2 separate regions of the Homo sapiens genome follow, and region 2 is linked to region 1. The links are chromatin contacts, found by Hi-C or POLR2A ChIA-PET in ENCODE. All regions are on one chromosome and are shown on one strand. The core of a region is the stretch at or near the end of the contact, and the rest is flanking DNA. Distances in the headings are between cores, read along the strand shown. Region 1 overlaps PIEZO2 (piezo type mechanosensitive ion channel component 2). Region 2 has its middle 34 kb from the start of NAPG.

The links. A loop is a pair of places that touch in the nucleus more often than their neighbours do. ChIA-PET counts read pairs that join two places held with the same protein, here RNA polymerase II (POLR2A). Pooled maps may share reads with other maps.
Region 2: a map of IMR-90 shows a loop between it and region 1 (6-fold over the local background). The contact joins two enhancer-like sites. A Hi-C loop is called at or near these places in 2 of 168 maps with a recorded cell type or tissue (IMR-90 and prostate gland), 2 of 37 single-sample maps with no recorded cell type and 10 of 50 pooled maps. POLR2A ChIA-PET finds 5 or more read pairs at or near these places in 1 of 52 experiments (BJ).

Annotation. Positions count from the first base shown.
Region 1 is chr18:10,830,940-10,837,375 of GRCh38, forward strand. All of the region lies in intron 7 of PIEZO2 (piezo type mechanosensitive ion channel component 2), which reads right to left. Among named protein-coding and RNA genes, the nearest start is that of MIR6788, 75 kb to the left of the region's middle. Within about 2 kb of position 4,837, at least 2 of the 41 ENCODE cell types and tissues checked have a DNase peak (open chromatin) inside an H3K27ac peak, as active enhancers do.
Region 2 is chr18:10,556,371-10,563,465 of GRCh38, forward strand. No RefSeq gene overlaps it. Among named protein-coding and RNA genes, the nearest start is that of NAPG, 34 kb to the left of the region's middle. RefSeq lists enhancers at 3,632-3,691, 4,044-4,546 and a silencer at 4,122-4,416. Within about 2 kb of position 4,038, at least 2 of the 41 ENCODE cell types and tissues checked have a DNase peak (open chromatin) inside an H3K27ac peak, as active enhancers do.

The DNA of each region.
Region 1 (6,436 bases), core at 3,587-6,086:
TAATTTATCACCAGAGAAATGCGAATCAAAACTACAAATTATCTCACCCCAGCTGAAGTGGCTTTTATCCAAACAAAGGCAATAAAAAGTGCTAGCAAGGATGTGGAGAAAAGGGAACCCTTGTACACTGCTGGTGGGAATGTCAATTAGCACAACCCCTATGGAAAACAGTACGGAGGTTCCTCAAAAAAACTAAAAATAGAGCTACCATACGATCCAGCAATCCCACTCCTAGGTATATATCCAGAAAAAAAGGAAAGAAGTATATCGAAGAGATCTGAACATTCATGTTTACTGCGGCACTCTTCACAATAGCCAAGATTTGGAAGCAACCTAAGTGTCCATTAACAGATGAATGGATAAAGAAAATGTGGTACTTACACACAATGGTACTATTCAACCATAAAAAAGAATGAGATCCTGCCATTTGCAGCAACATGGATGGAACTGGAGGTCATTATGTTAAGTGAAATAAACCAGTCACAGAAAGACACACTTTGCATATTCTCACTCACATGTGGAGGCTAAAAATTTTAAAAACTGACTCATGGAGATGGAGAGTGGAATGATGGTTACCAGAGGCTAGGATGGGTAGTGGGGTGGGGAAAATATTAATAGAATGAATAAAATCTAGAGTTGATAGCACAACAGGGTGACTACAGTCAACAATAATTTACTGTACAGTTTAAAATAACTACAAGAGTAGAACTGAAATGTTTATAACACAAAGAAATGATAAATGCTTGAGGTGATGGATACCCATTTAACCTGATGTGATTATTATGCATTGCACTGCATGTCTGAATCAAAATATCTCATGTACCCCATACATATATATACCTACTATGTACCCACAAAAATTAAAAATGAAAAAAATGTTTAAATGACATTCCACATCCCATCTCTAGGTATTCTGTGTTCCTAAGTCTGGGTGAGGTTCAGGGGTAAGCATTTTTCAAATGTCCCTCTGGTCCCCAAGCTCCGTGATTCTCAGGCTACCATAGCTTGGAAAGCACTGATTAGCTCAACGTTCTTCCCAAAACAATGCTGAATAGATACAATTAAACAGAGTTGGAGGCCAGGTGCGGTGGCTCACACTTGTAATCCCAGCACTTTGGGAGGCTGAGGTGGGAGGATCACTTGAGGCCAGGAGTTCAAGACCAGCCTGGCCAACATGGTGAAACACTGCCTCTACAAAAAATACAAAAATTAGCCAGGTGTGGTAGTGGGCACCTGTAATCAGCTACGCCGAGATCATGCCACTGCACTCCAGCCTGGGTGACAGAGTGAGACTCTGTCTCAAAAAAACAAAACAAAACAAAAACAGAGTTGGAAATACTCTCATTAGGCCTAGAACATTTCTACTTTCTCATTAGAATTTAGGGGAAGGGGGGGATATATGTGAAAGTAAGGGCTACCACATGTAGACAAGCTATAATGTGGGTATCTTATTCATTTGATGGAGGCTCACATAGAGCATCTGCCACCCAAAGGAGATGTGGTTACTATTATGCTAATACGAGAAACAAAGATACTCATGCACAGAGAGGTTAAGTAATTTACCCAATGCCTACAGCGCCTAGTAAGTAGCTGAGCAATGTTTTGATAGAGACCCAATTGGCCCTGTGGAGATGGGAGGGGTACTTTGTCTACTTTAGCAAGAACAGAGAGTAGATGCTTAATAACAGTACTTGTTTAATGACTGAACAAACGCAGGAAAGAACTACCCGGGAATGTACCGCTCTGCAATTCCATCAGTTCCCTCCATGGGAGACACACGGTGGCTCCACCCGCCCAGGATTATGTGATATGAAGTGCTTCTCCTCGTGGGCTCCTTGTTAAAATGCCAATTCTCAGACCCGGGCCATGGACATTCCGGGTTCCCAAGTCAGGTGGGGCCCAGGGATAAGCATTTATTTTTGATCAGCACCTCAGGTAACTCCTGTCTTCACCATAGTTTGAAAAACACTGGTGGGCAGGTCCCTAGGCTGGAGGAGCCCACGTTTCCGCCTCCCTGCCTGCCCTCCGGGGGTGCACTCTCCTCACACAGCTGCTCCCATGAGCCCACTACAGGATCCTGGAGGCTCTGAGGGATGTGGAAGGTATTTCTCCAGAATATGCCTTGCTGGCAGCTCTTGGCAGACATGCCATCGAGAGAAATCTCAGCCCCAGAAGAGCAAGTGTGGCTTTTCCTGGCAGAGAGGCAGCAACACCCAAGGAACACAGTGGCAGGATGGGGCAGTCGTCATGAACATGGCACATGGAGCATGGTTGAGGGCTCAGAGACAGAAGCCCAGGGTAACAGGTACCCTGGGTGCGTCAGTGGCAGCACAGAGATGAAACACAGTTCTGACGCACTGGGATTCACTTATTTTTCCTGTGTTCTCTTTTCTTCTGGTACTTCGGAGCCCACTGTGACACCTGCAGCCTCGCCCTCTCCTGTTGGAATCATGTGGGGATCTTCTAAAGCACTAACACTGGGCCCTGCCCCAGAACCCCTGGAATCTCCTGGGGCGGGGCTGAAGGTGGCAGAACATGCAGGCAGCTCGCTCCCCGGTGGGTTTTTATTTCTGTTGGAGTTCAGAATAACCCGTCTGTGCCCCCAGTTACTACAAGGATGAGAGATTGTACAGCCCAAACTGCACCTGAACCACGCAAGCTGTGAGGACCTCACCTCGCAGAGGCTTCCAGAGCCAAGTACAGTTCCAATCTGTGTCTACCCGCAGGCTTCACCCAAGCCCTCTCAGCTTCTCATATCTCTCTGGAGAGACACTTTCTTCTTTCTAGTCAGCTTTGGGTCAAATATGTGTTTGTTCCCCAGTTTGGAGCCTCAAGACTTGCCTACAAAAATGCATCTGCAAATCCTTTGTTTAAAAAACGCATTAGGCTGCCCTTTCCCTGAAGCCAAGGTTGCCCTTGTCAACACAGGCTTGGCCCTGGACCACATTCCTCCTAATCCTTGTCTTTGTTGCTTTTCTACAGACCTCAAAACTTTTCCATGCAGTAGAAGAGCAGAATAGGAGAGTGATTTAGAATACAGGCTTCAGAATTAGAGTTTTAAACATTTTAAGCTAATTTCTGTTTTTATTTTTTATGGGTAAGTGTATATGGGGCACAGGTGATGTTTTGATACAGACATGCAATGTGTAACAATCACATCAGGGTAAGTGGGGTGTCCATCACCTACAGCGTTGATCAGTTCCTTGTGTTAGGAACATTCCATTTCCACTCTCAGTTATTTTAAAATATGCAGTACATTATCGTTGACTGTAGTCATTCTGTTGTGCTGTCAAATACTTAGAGTCAGATTTGAATTCAAACTCTGGCTTTGCCATCTCTATCCTGTGACTTGGAGCAAATCACTTATCTACACCTCAATTTTCCTGTCTTTAGAATGGGCATAATAAAGTAGACCACACCTTATGGAGTTGTTGGGAGGATTAAATGAAGTAACTAGCACCCGACAATACTATGTGCTCAATACACCTTAACTATTACAACTATGATATTATCACTATTAGCCCAGCCCCACTCTGTGATGCAGGTGCCGGCTTCCCCTTTAATCCCTCATGATGGAGTCACAGAGTCTTTTTGGGAGAATGCAACAGAATGTGATTGAATCCCTGCTGGGTGTCAGGCACTTGACACCCACAGCCTGTTTTAACACCTCTCTGATTTCATGAGGTAGGTATCATGTAAGCAACTGTAGGAAGAAGAAGCCAAAGCCGCAGGAGGCTAGATCAGAGAGGAAGCCTGGCCTGTCTGAACTCCAAAGCCCTTCCCTTTCCACAAGGCCAGGCTTCCTAGAAAAGGCAGGGTGCCTAGAACACCAGCCTCAGAAAGGCTCTTCCTTTAAGTTTCTTCCCCGCTAGCTTTCACAAGAAACTCCAGTGCCCTTTTCCCACACCTGCCTCCATCACTCTCACTTTCACAAGGGCGTGATCATAAGCTTTTGTTTTGTTTGTGTCCTCCAAAATTCTTAGGTTGAAGCCAAACTCCCCATGTGAAGGTATTAAGAAGTCGGGCCTTTGAGGGGCGATTAGGTCACAAGGGAGAAGCCCTCATGAAAGGGATCTGTGCCCTTATGAAAGGGACCCAGAGAGCTCTTTCACCCCTCCATCATGTGAGGACACATCTAGAAGGTACTATCTGTGAACCAGGAAGAGGGCCCTTGCCAGGCACCGACTCTGTTGGCACCTCGATCTTGGACTCTCCAGCCTCCAGAATTATGAGAAATAAATGTTTGTTGTTTAAGCCCCCAACCTACAGTATATTATTATAACAGCCCAAACAGTCTTTGCAGCTCTCCTAGGTTAAAGGCCTCTCCAATGACCTCATTTTTTTTTTTTTTTGGTAAGGAGGTGGAAAACACAGGATGAGAAAGAGACATTCCATATTTAGAATACTGAACAAGAAGCCACAGAAGAGTGTTTGTTGTCAAATACAAAACAGATCTTTCTGTAAAGACAGAGAAACTTTCCAGATATCTTTTCTCTATTTTTCCAGCATTCTTTACACCATCATTTCATTAAAATATGCACATAATGGTATATTGGCAGAATGCCTGGAACCAAACTTAGCTACACAGTAAAACTCCTAACCAAGTTCTTTTTTTTTTTTTTGAGACGGAGTCTCGCTCTGTCACCCAGGCTGGAGTGCAGTGGCGCGATCTCGGTTCACTGCTGCCTCTGTCTCCTGTGTTCCAGTGATTCTCCTGCCTCAACCTCCCAGGTAGCTGGGATTACAGGCACGTGCTACCACACCTGGCAAATTTTTGTATTTTTAGTAGAGATGGGATTTCGCCATGTTGGCCAGGCTGGTCTCGAACTCCTGACCTCAGATGATCCGCCCACCTTGGCCTACGGGCATGAGCCAGCGCGTCCAGCCTGAGTTCTTACATTGATCATTTAAATTTCGAGTAATTTGTACTAAAGTCCAACTCTGACTCACAGTACTTTTGCAAATGCTCGATTGCAAAGATCGGATGAAAGTTTTTATAGTAATGTCCTTTGTGAAAAATGTTTGCTCACTCTGACAGAGTAATATCAGTGTCAGAAACTAATGTAAACAGGTCCAAATAAGCCTATGTCGCTTATGCTTTTTTTCCTTCCTGTGACTTTATGAACAGTTTGTGATGATTCCCCCAGGTACTGGATTACATGAGCAAAGTACCACAAAATGGAATAAAGTTACTCTCGACACACTTAGTTATGCTCCAGGATCACTCCCCTTATCTCCTATTTAAGAGTTGGGAGTTAGATCAACTCTTCCCCCTTGACTGATGATTCCTGGAATTTATAATGCTGACTCTCAGTAGTGAGTAGACTCCTGTCTAAGCAAACAATCCCATCCTGAGCTTATTGGCTCACTTATTTGAAGGCTTGTGGATCTATTTCAAATCATGAATATTTTTGAGATGAAAAAAATGTTAGCAATTGCTGACCTCTCCCTCTCCACTCCTGTCTCCTCCCCATCCCTACCCAATACCTCCCCACTTTGCTAGCCCGGCTGTAACTTGCTCAAGGTCACTTACTATATTGAGGAAAGGAGCTACAACTAGAAACCAGATCACTTGCAACTGTTTAATGTGAAGCTATTGTTAATTCCATTACTTTGTGGCTAATTACTAGGTTAAGGTAATGAGGTATATGATGTCAAACATATAAAGTCACACCATAGGCCATGTCCTATAATAGTTGGTCAAGAAATCCTGGCTACAACGATATCATTATTATGACAATGTATAACATAAACTTGTCTTATGCCTAGGTCAGAGCTTAATACCATATTGATGGCATTGGCAAACAAGAGGATACAAGTGTCCTCTTTAAGATGGAATAGAACCTCAATCCTGCTCAAGTGAACTGGATCTCTTAAGGGGAGGTAATATCTGCACAGGTTGGGAGGATTTGGAGTGGTGGTTGGGAACATGTACAGAATTTACAACATTGTTTTATGTTCCATTATTAATATTTGGTTTTTTGCCAAGAAAAATGTATTTATTTCATCTTGGTAATATGATCAAAGGAAGGGGAAGGGCCACTGAGGATACTCACAACTGTGGTTTGGTTTCAGCAAAACACACATTCTTCTATTGTGGGGTATAATCACTCTTACACACTCATAACCTGTATGTTAGTTTCTTAGGCAAAGAAACACTCTTCGCACAGGGATTGCTCACAACTCTTTCCATGCCAAGAAGCATGTGAGGAGGAGGGGATGGTGTGCACTCCTGTTGTGGACGGTAACAGAACCTGGAAATCAATGCTTTGAGGGGATTTTATTTTGACAGCTTTCACTAACTTTGTTTTTATACTTTCCTAAGTCTAGAATGAGAAGAGCCTTTAAGTTCTCACTGATCCTCAAGGGAAGAAAAGAAGTCCCCTGTGAGGGGAACACAGCATCTTCTGAGAATACCTTTTCCAACTGCAGCCAT
Region 2 (7,095 bases), core at 2,788-5,287, 280 kb before region 1:
CTGGGTCCTTCCCCACTCGGGGATGTTGCCTCGAGGCTGACATCTGCTATGCCCTAGCTTCCTCACCGGATAACCTGGGGACAACGGTACCTGCTGACAGGGCAGTTGTGGGGTTAGAGTTCACAGGTGCAAAGCTCTTGTAAAGAGCGATTGAAAAACAGTACACAATGGCCAGGTGTGGTGGCTCACGCCTGTAATCCCAGCACTTTCGGAGGCTGAGGTGGGCGGATCACGAGGTCAGGAGTTCAAGACCAGCCTGGCCAACATAATGAAACCCCATCTCTACTAAAAATACAAAAAATTAGCCAGGCGTGGTGGCAGGTGCCTGTAATCCCAGCTACTTGGGAGGCTGAGGTAGGAGAATCGCTTGAACCAGGAGGTGGAGGTTGCAGTGAACCAAGACCGTGCCATTGCCCTCTAGCCCGGGCGACGGTGCAAGAGTCTGTCTCACCAAAAAAAAAAGTATACGATAAACATCAAGACTGTCCTCAGCTACTCTACCTGTAATCGCCTCCCTCCACCCCAGATTGCTCTTGCTCTTGTTTGATTTGACTTTATAGCACTCCCCGGCTCTGGAAGTTGTGCTGTGTGTTGATGTTTTCGTTGTGTGTCTCCCCCATTAAAATGTGCTCCACGAGAGCCATGGCACCCTTTCTCCCTCTTCCTAGAACAGTGCTTGGCACATATTACACTTTCAATAACTGTTAATAACTACATGAGCAAAAGCACTCAGCAAATGCTATTCTGTTTTGATTGAAATTGGCAGGCCTTTAGTAATGTGGTTCCCACTCATTTCTACTCACCAATACTTACCCAACACTTTTAAAAACAAATAGACGCCATGCTACTCAGTTCATGAAGAATTTTATTTAACTTACGGGATTCTTTGTTTTCCCCAGCCCTCCATGCCTACTTTAGAGACTGAACATACCCTACTAGATAGTAGGCCAAGGCACATTCAGGATTTCAACATGTGCTTTGAGAAATACGTAAGCACATGGAAATGCTTTCAGCTACCTGCCTCTCAGGGCCCAGCATGGATCTCTTCCATGATTCTTGGGTGCCACCTTTTCCAAATCTCAGAGCCAAACCAAAAGCTTTTATTGCCTGAAGCTAAGATGAGATTTGGCAGTGATTTCACAGGAATGATACGTGAGGTGGGCAGTGATTGGGAAAGAAGAAATTAGAAACAAAATTGGTCTGAACGGCCCTGTTCAAATATTTGAACCTATACACAGAAATCTTGCTTCTCCTCTTTACTGAAAGTACTTCCGTAGCCCTTTCTAGAGGTTGGGCTTTACAGTTCAAGAAGTGGAACAATCTACACCTTACATGATTTGCACCGAAGACCTTGACGGGGACAGTCAGCACTTCAGTGGCTTATCACATAGACTGCTTGTTGGATCCTATCTTTGAAAGGGTTGTGTTAAAAATTGAACTCATGTTTCATTTTTTAAGTGTGATTTAGGTTCAGTCCTAAATAAAACAATGATATGTGCTTAGTTCTGCAATAACAAAGTCAAGTGTCCTTAGCTGAAGGACCACAAAACCACCATTGCACCTATGATTCAGGCCCATAAGTGAAGGACGGTCTTGCGCCCTAGCATTGTGACCCTGTCAGTCTTTGGGATGCTTTTGGTCATAGATAATTGAGAACAAACCTATTTGGAACATCTCATTCTCTTGTTCATGTCTCTGGAGGCTTCATTCTCCAGAATGGGAAGCAAATCCCCTAGCCAGCCCGAATGCCTCTCTTCCAGGATCTATACAGGAGAAAGACCAGAATTTTCCAAGCACCTGGCCTTTTTTTCTGAGTGCTTGTATGTTTCTATCATTGACCTAAATGATAGGATGAAATTAGAAGTGACACCAACAAAGTTTTGGTTTATGATGAAAGAGCACTTGTTAGTACTGAAGGACTGAGTGCGCCCCCACCACCATTCCTATTTTCAGAGCTGAGCATCATCTTAAATAATGTAATGCTATGATCCTAACTGATTGATTCTCTTGACAAAAAGAGTGAGTTAATGTATCCCTATTATCAGAGAAGAGAGTGGACAGTACAAGAAGAGGAAGTGAGTGGGGCAAAGGTGTTAGCATAGTCCCACTGAGACACATGAGGCTCCTCACACCTCAGTCCTTGTTCTTGCGGTGAGCATGGGCTGAGAGTCTCCATATGGACAGAGTGGCAAGCTGTGACCTCTGGCCCACAGGGACTCACTGGCCACCAGACCCTGGCTCTGTCCCCATCCTCTCAGCTCCTTACCTCCTCCATGTGCCTTGTAGACAGCTACAGGAGAGACAGAAAATTCACAGGCACAGATTGCTCTGATGGTCACCAGAAATTCCAGTGAGAATAGGGACAGGATGACAGAAGTTACTTGACAAGTGGAAATCAGCGTGGCCCAGGCATCTGGAGGGAGTTCCCTGACATCTCTGAGCTGCACAGCCACCTGGTCCAGGACATGCACGTACATGTTCCCCAAGTGAGCTAGAATGGTAGGGGTGCCAAAAGTTTCCAGAAGCTGCTGGTAATCCATCCTGGTCCGGGTGACTCCAGCCGGCAGTGACCCTGGAGTTAGGGGGTGCTCTACAGCCAGGCTGGCTACATGATTTGCAGGGCCCAGTGCAAAATGAACATGCAGGAAATGCAGAGACCTCCCTCTGCAGTCACTCTGTTGACCTGCCATGGTGTTTTTCGTTTGCTATTCCATGTCTTGCTTCAGGAACAGACCTGCGTGGGTGTGTGGACCCATGCCTTGTGACGTGGCACAAGGTGTGCATCCAGCCCAACCCTCCCTGTGCCCATCTCTGATGGGGAGTGCAGCTGCACTTTCTGGGCAGGGTCGGGGAGTGGGCTGCCAATGGCCCATTATTGGATGGACCCTGCAGGAGGATGCAGCCTCCACTGTCCCATCAGACTTAGCTTACAAAACATAAATTCTAAGATAGTTGTTGAGAACTTCAAGACATCCCCACGTGCAGGGCCTTCAGAGTGTGGGCCTTGTACATTTGCACTGGCCACCTGCCTGTGGAGCTACCGGGACTCCAGCACAAGGTGTCTGAGCCAGACTTCAGCATGTGGAAGCCAGGTGTCAGGGGCTTCAGGTGAGGCATGAATGGCCCCCTCTGGCATGCAGCTTTCATGTCTAGATGTGCACCTGGGAGCCCCTTGCACCCCTGACCCTGGCTTTTATTCCATCCTGGAGGAGTTTGCCATGGGCTGTGAGGATCTTAGATCCAAGGTCCACCCTGGGAGGGTGGCAAGGGTTCTCACAGGCCACGCAGTCATTTGCTGAGGCCTTTGAGGTTCTTTACTGAGGAATCAACAGAGGCAGATAACATTTCCTATGCTGACACGGGTCCCTTGTCACAGTTGAGCGTGCTTGAATTATTAAGCTCAGAGATTCCCCCTGGGAGTGAGGGGAGGACACCATTGTGGGGAGCAGGGGGAGGCTTAAGGAAGCCCAGGATGTTCTCAGGCTGCAGTAGCAAACCCTGAGACCCCATAAGAGTGCATAGGAAAGGCTGCTGAAGTTAGAGCCCAAGTTCATCCAGACATCTCTGACTCGCCTCTGAGCAGCTGTGACCTGGCGTGCCTGTGTCCACAGGCTTCCTTGTTCAGCCCTTGCTCTCTAAAGTACAGGGCATGTTTGGCTTGGTGACGACGCCACAGGCTGTCCATGTTGCCCTCTTGAAATGCCCCCTCACCCTGCCCCTCCCCAGCCTAGGCTGTGTGTCCAGCAGCAGCCATGAGCCCCCTGCTTACAGACGGAATGAAGGAAACAGGGCAGAGAGGGCACATTGCAAGTCTGTGGAGAAGCAGCCACAAGGGGTGCGACATGAGTAGATCACAGAACAGAAGGGAAACAGAGAGTGAGGGAAGGTGAGATGGAGGGAAGCCAGCAGCCCACGTGAGAAACGGGCAGGGAGGGAGGGAAGATGGTGGAACCCAGTTAGGTCTGTCCCGAAGCCTTGAGGGGGCTTTCCTGGGAGGGAGCTTAGCCGGGGCGTCCCCTGGGAGGTGCTTGTGCCTGGTGAGCTCTCGGGGCGGTGAGGCCCTCTCGTTGTCAGGGTCTTCTCCAGAGCGCTTCCCTGGCATCGGAGCTTATAACCACCTCATGCTGCCTTCCACTAGCAAACGTTTTTGGAATGGAACGAACACGTTTATTTGCAATTTATTCCCCGCCTTCCCTCTGTTTTTGGCATAAGAAACAATTCAGGTTTATCAAGGAGAGTCCAGGGTCAGAATTTTTCTAACCACCAGGTGGCGCAGAGCAAGCTTACAGATTCCAGAGCAGGGAGAAAGCTGGTCCTGACTAAAGCACCAGGGCCCACTGCGACCAAGACTTTACGCGGACCAATCCCAAGCCTACTACCCTACCGACAGAGAGTGAGGATAAATTATAGAATTGGTGCATAGGATTTGCGCTTACCGATCAGATGAAAACTTGCAGCCAGGGTGTGTTCTTTGAAGTACACATGCATGTACACAGACACTCGGCGTGCAAATGCTTATTCTATTCACCCCTTGTCCCTTTCCTGGCCCTGAGCCGTGACAAAATGACATGGTGGATAACAGCTGTTCTGAGTGTGGCTGAGGCTCTGTCCTGGGCACTGCTTCTCTAGGGCGGTTCTCTGTGTGGTCTGTTCTTTCACTGCCCATCATTGAGCATCCCTGGCCCTACTCAGGAAATACTCATGGCATCCCTCAAGAACCATGATAAGCCAAAAATGTCCTCACACGTGTGCAGGGGCTGCACCCTGGGTTGGGGTATTGTCCCCTCCTGGGAACCACAGACAGATTTGAAAATGCAAGATCCCTCTTTTTCACCCCTCTGCCGTAAACACTTAGGAAATGTCTGCACACACCATCATAGATCTGCGCTGTCCTATGGGATAGCCAGCTGTTAGGATTTCAGTTAATTAAAATGAAAAATAAAATACAGTTCCCTTCTTTGGTCACACTAGCCATATTTCAAATGCTCCATAGCGCCATGTGGCTACTGGCTACCATTTTGGACAGTGCACACATACACAGAAGGCATCTCTATCACTGCAGAAAGTTCTATTGGATAGCCCTGGTCTGGAATATTCTTTTGAGGCACATCTAAGCACTGTTTTAGCCCCAAGCCACAGAACCCTGCATTAGAGGACCCAGTGCAGGAGTGTCTGACAAACCAACCCTGGCAATTTAGCAGCCACAGCACTCAGAGGACCCCTTCCCCCCACAGGTCATGTAGGATGGAGGTCTGCTCTGAAGCTCTGGAAGCAGCTCTTACCGGTCACCCCTCATTTGTCTGCCTCTCTCTGAGTCCTGGAATCCTACACAGGCTACATCAGGGTGTGTATTGTCTGGGCCCCCAAGCAACCTGTCATCTTTTTTGTCTGACTGACTGGATTTATTCTCTCCTCCTTGAAAGTTCACAATGTCACCGAAAGACAAAGTCCTTGGCTCTTTTTTCCCTTTCCAACTAGATTATTGGAGTAGAGGAAGGTTTTCCTAGTTTAGCTTCCCAGAGACATTCAAAAGTTTCTGATAGGAATACCCGCTACTGGCCGGGCGCGGTGGCTCACACCTGTAATCCCAGCACTTTGGGAGGCCGAGGCGGGCAGATCAAGAGGTCAGAAGATCGAGACCATCCTGGCTAACACAGTGAAACCCCGTCTCTACTAAAAATACGAAAAAATTAGCCAGGCATAGTGGCGGGCACCTGTAGTCCCAGCTACTCAGGAGGCTGAGGCAGGAGAATGGTGTGAACCCGGGAGGCGGAACTTGCAGTGAGCTGAGGTCACGCCACTGCATTCCAGCCTGGGTGACAGAGCCAGACTCCGTCTTAAAAAAAAAAAGAAAAAGAAAAATACCCCCTGCCCTACCCTACCCTCCTCTGAGTTACACAGAGATCGTTAGGCAGTAAGTGCTTGGAAGCAGGGAGGCATGAAGGTTCCTCAGTAAAACACTGTGGGAGTTGCCTTCAGGATATCCACCACCCTGCCCAGACAGGCTTTGCTGCTCCCAGTAACAATGATATGTAAGCGATTAGTGCACAGAGAAAGAGCGAGAGGGGGAGATGGATTTGCACTAGAAGCTCCACAGGTGAAGGTATGAGCCTTCTGAAGAATCGAGGGCCCACCCAGTACTTTTTTCATCTCAACTGTTTGTTTCTTAACTCTTTCCAGCATGCGGCATTTCTCAGAGTGAGTCACAGATGGTTATTCTGAAGAGATGCTCCTTGAAAAAAATTCCAAAAAAAAAAAAAAAACCCAGCTGAAAATGTTTAAGAAACTCTATGTAATATTTTCTGGAACTACATGCCACAGCCTATTAAAGGTTTTGAGAAGTGCTATAGACAAGAAAGCCCTTGAATATTGTTTGACTCAGCACGTCTGTAACACACTGGACTGTAGTGACCTCTCAGAAAACATCCACTCACACTCTGTGGACGAAATCCCAGGAATACACAACCATGATATACTACCCGCAGGTTGTCCACCCCACACCTCAAAGGCAGTGATGTGAAGGTTTTCTGAGTTCAAGCTTCTGCTGCACAGCAGCACTGAGCTCTTGCCTGCCCGAGAGAAGGAATTTTTACCATGGTGAGAAATAGCCATTTCATAACCCTCATAGCGCTAGTGAGAAAAGATATCTTATTATCATTGGCAACCACAACTGCACTGGCAGCCACACAGCACTTTACAGTTTACAGAGGGCATCGTTAGTTTTCAATGCCTAACAACCCTGGGCAATAGGAAGACCATTATCAGGGTAGGATCATTTCCACAAATTTAAGAAATTTACCCTAAATCATTGAGTTGGTGGAGTAGAAATTCACAATGAAATCTTTTGCTTCTAAGTCCCTGGTGTTTTTCTCTATCAAGTGTGATCCAGGGTGGCGTTTGCTGCCAGGGGCTTCTTCCAGCCACATGCTGTAGTTCTGCTCCCTAGACCTAGGGTAAAAGTCTACTTCTGTTGCTGTTGTTAAGGCCCAGGACTTGGAATTAATAGACAAGGATTCCAATTCCAGGTGTGATATCAGAAAACCCATAAACCCCTCTACACTAGCTTCCTCTTTGGTGATCATTCCTCTTCGGTGA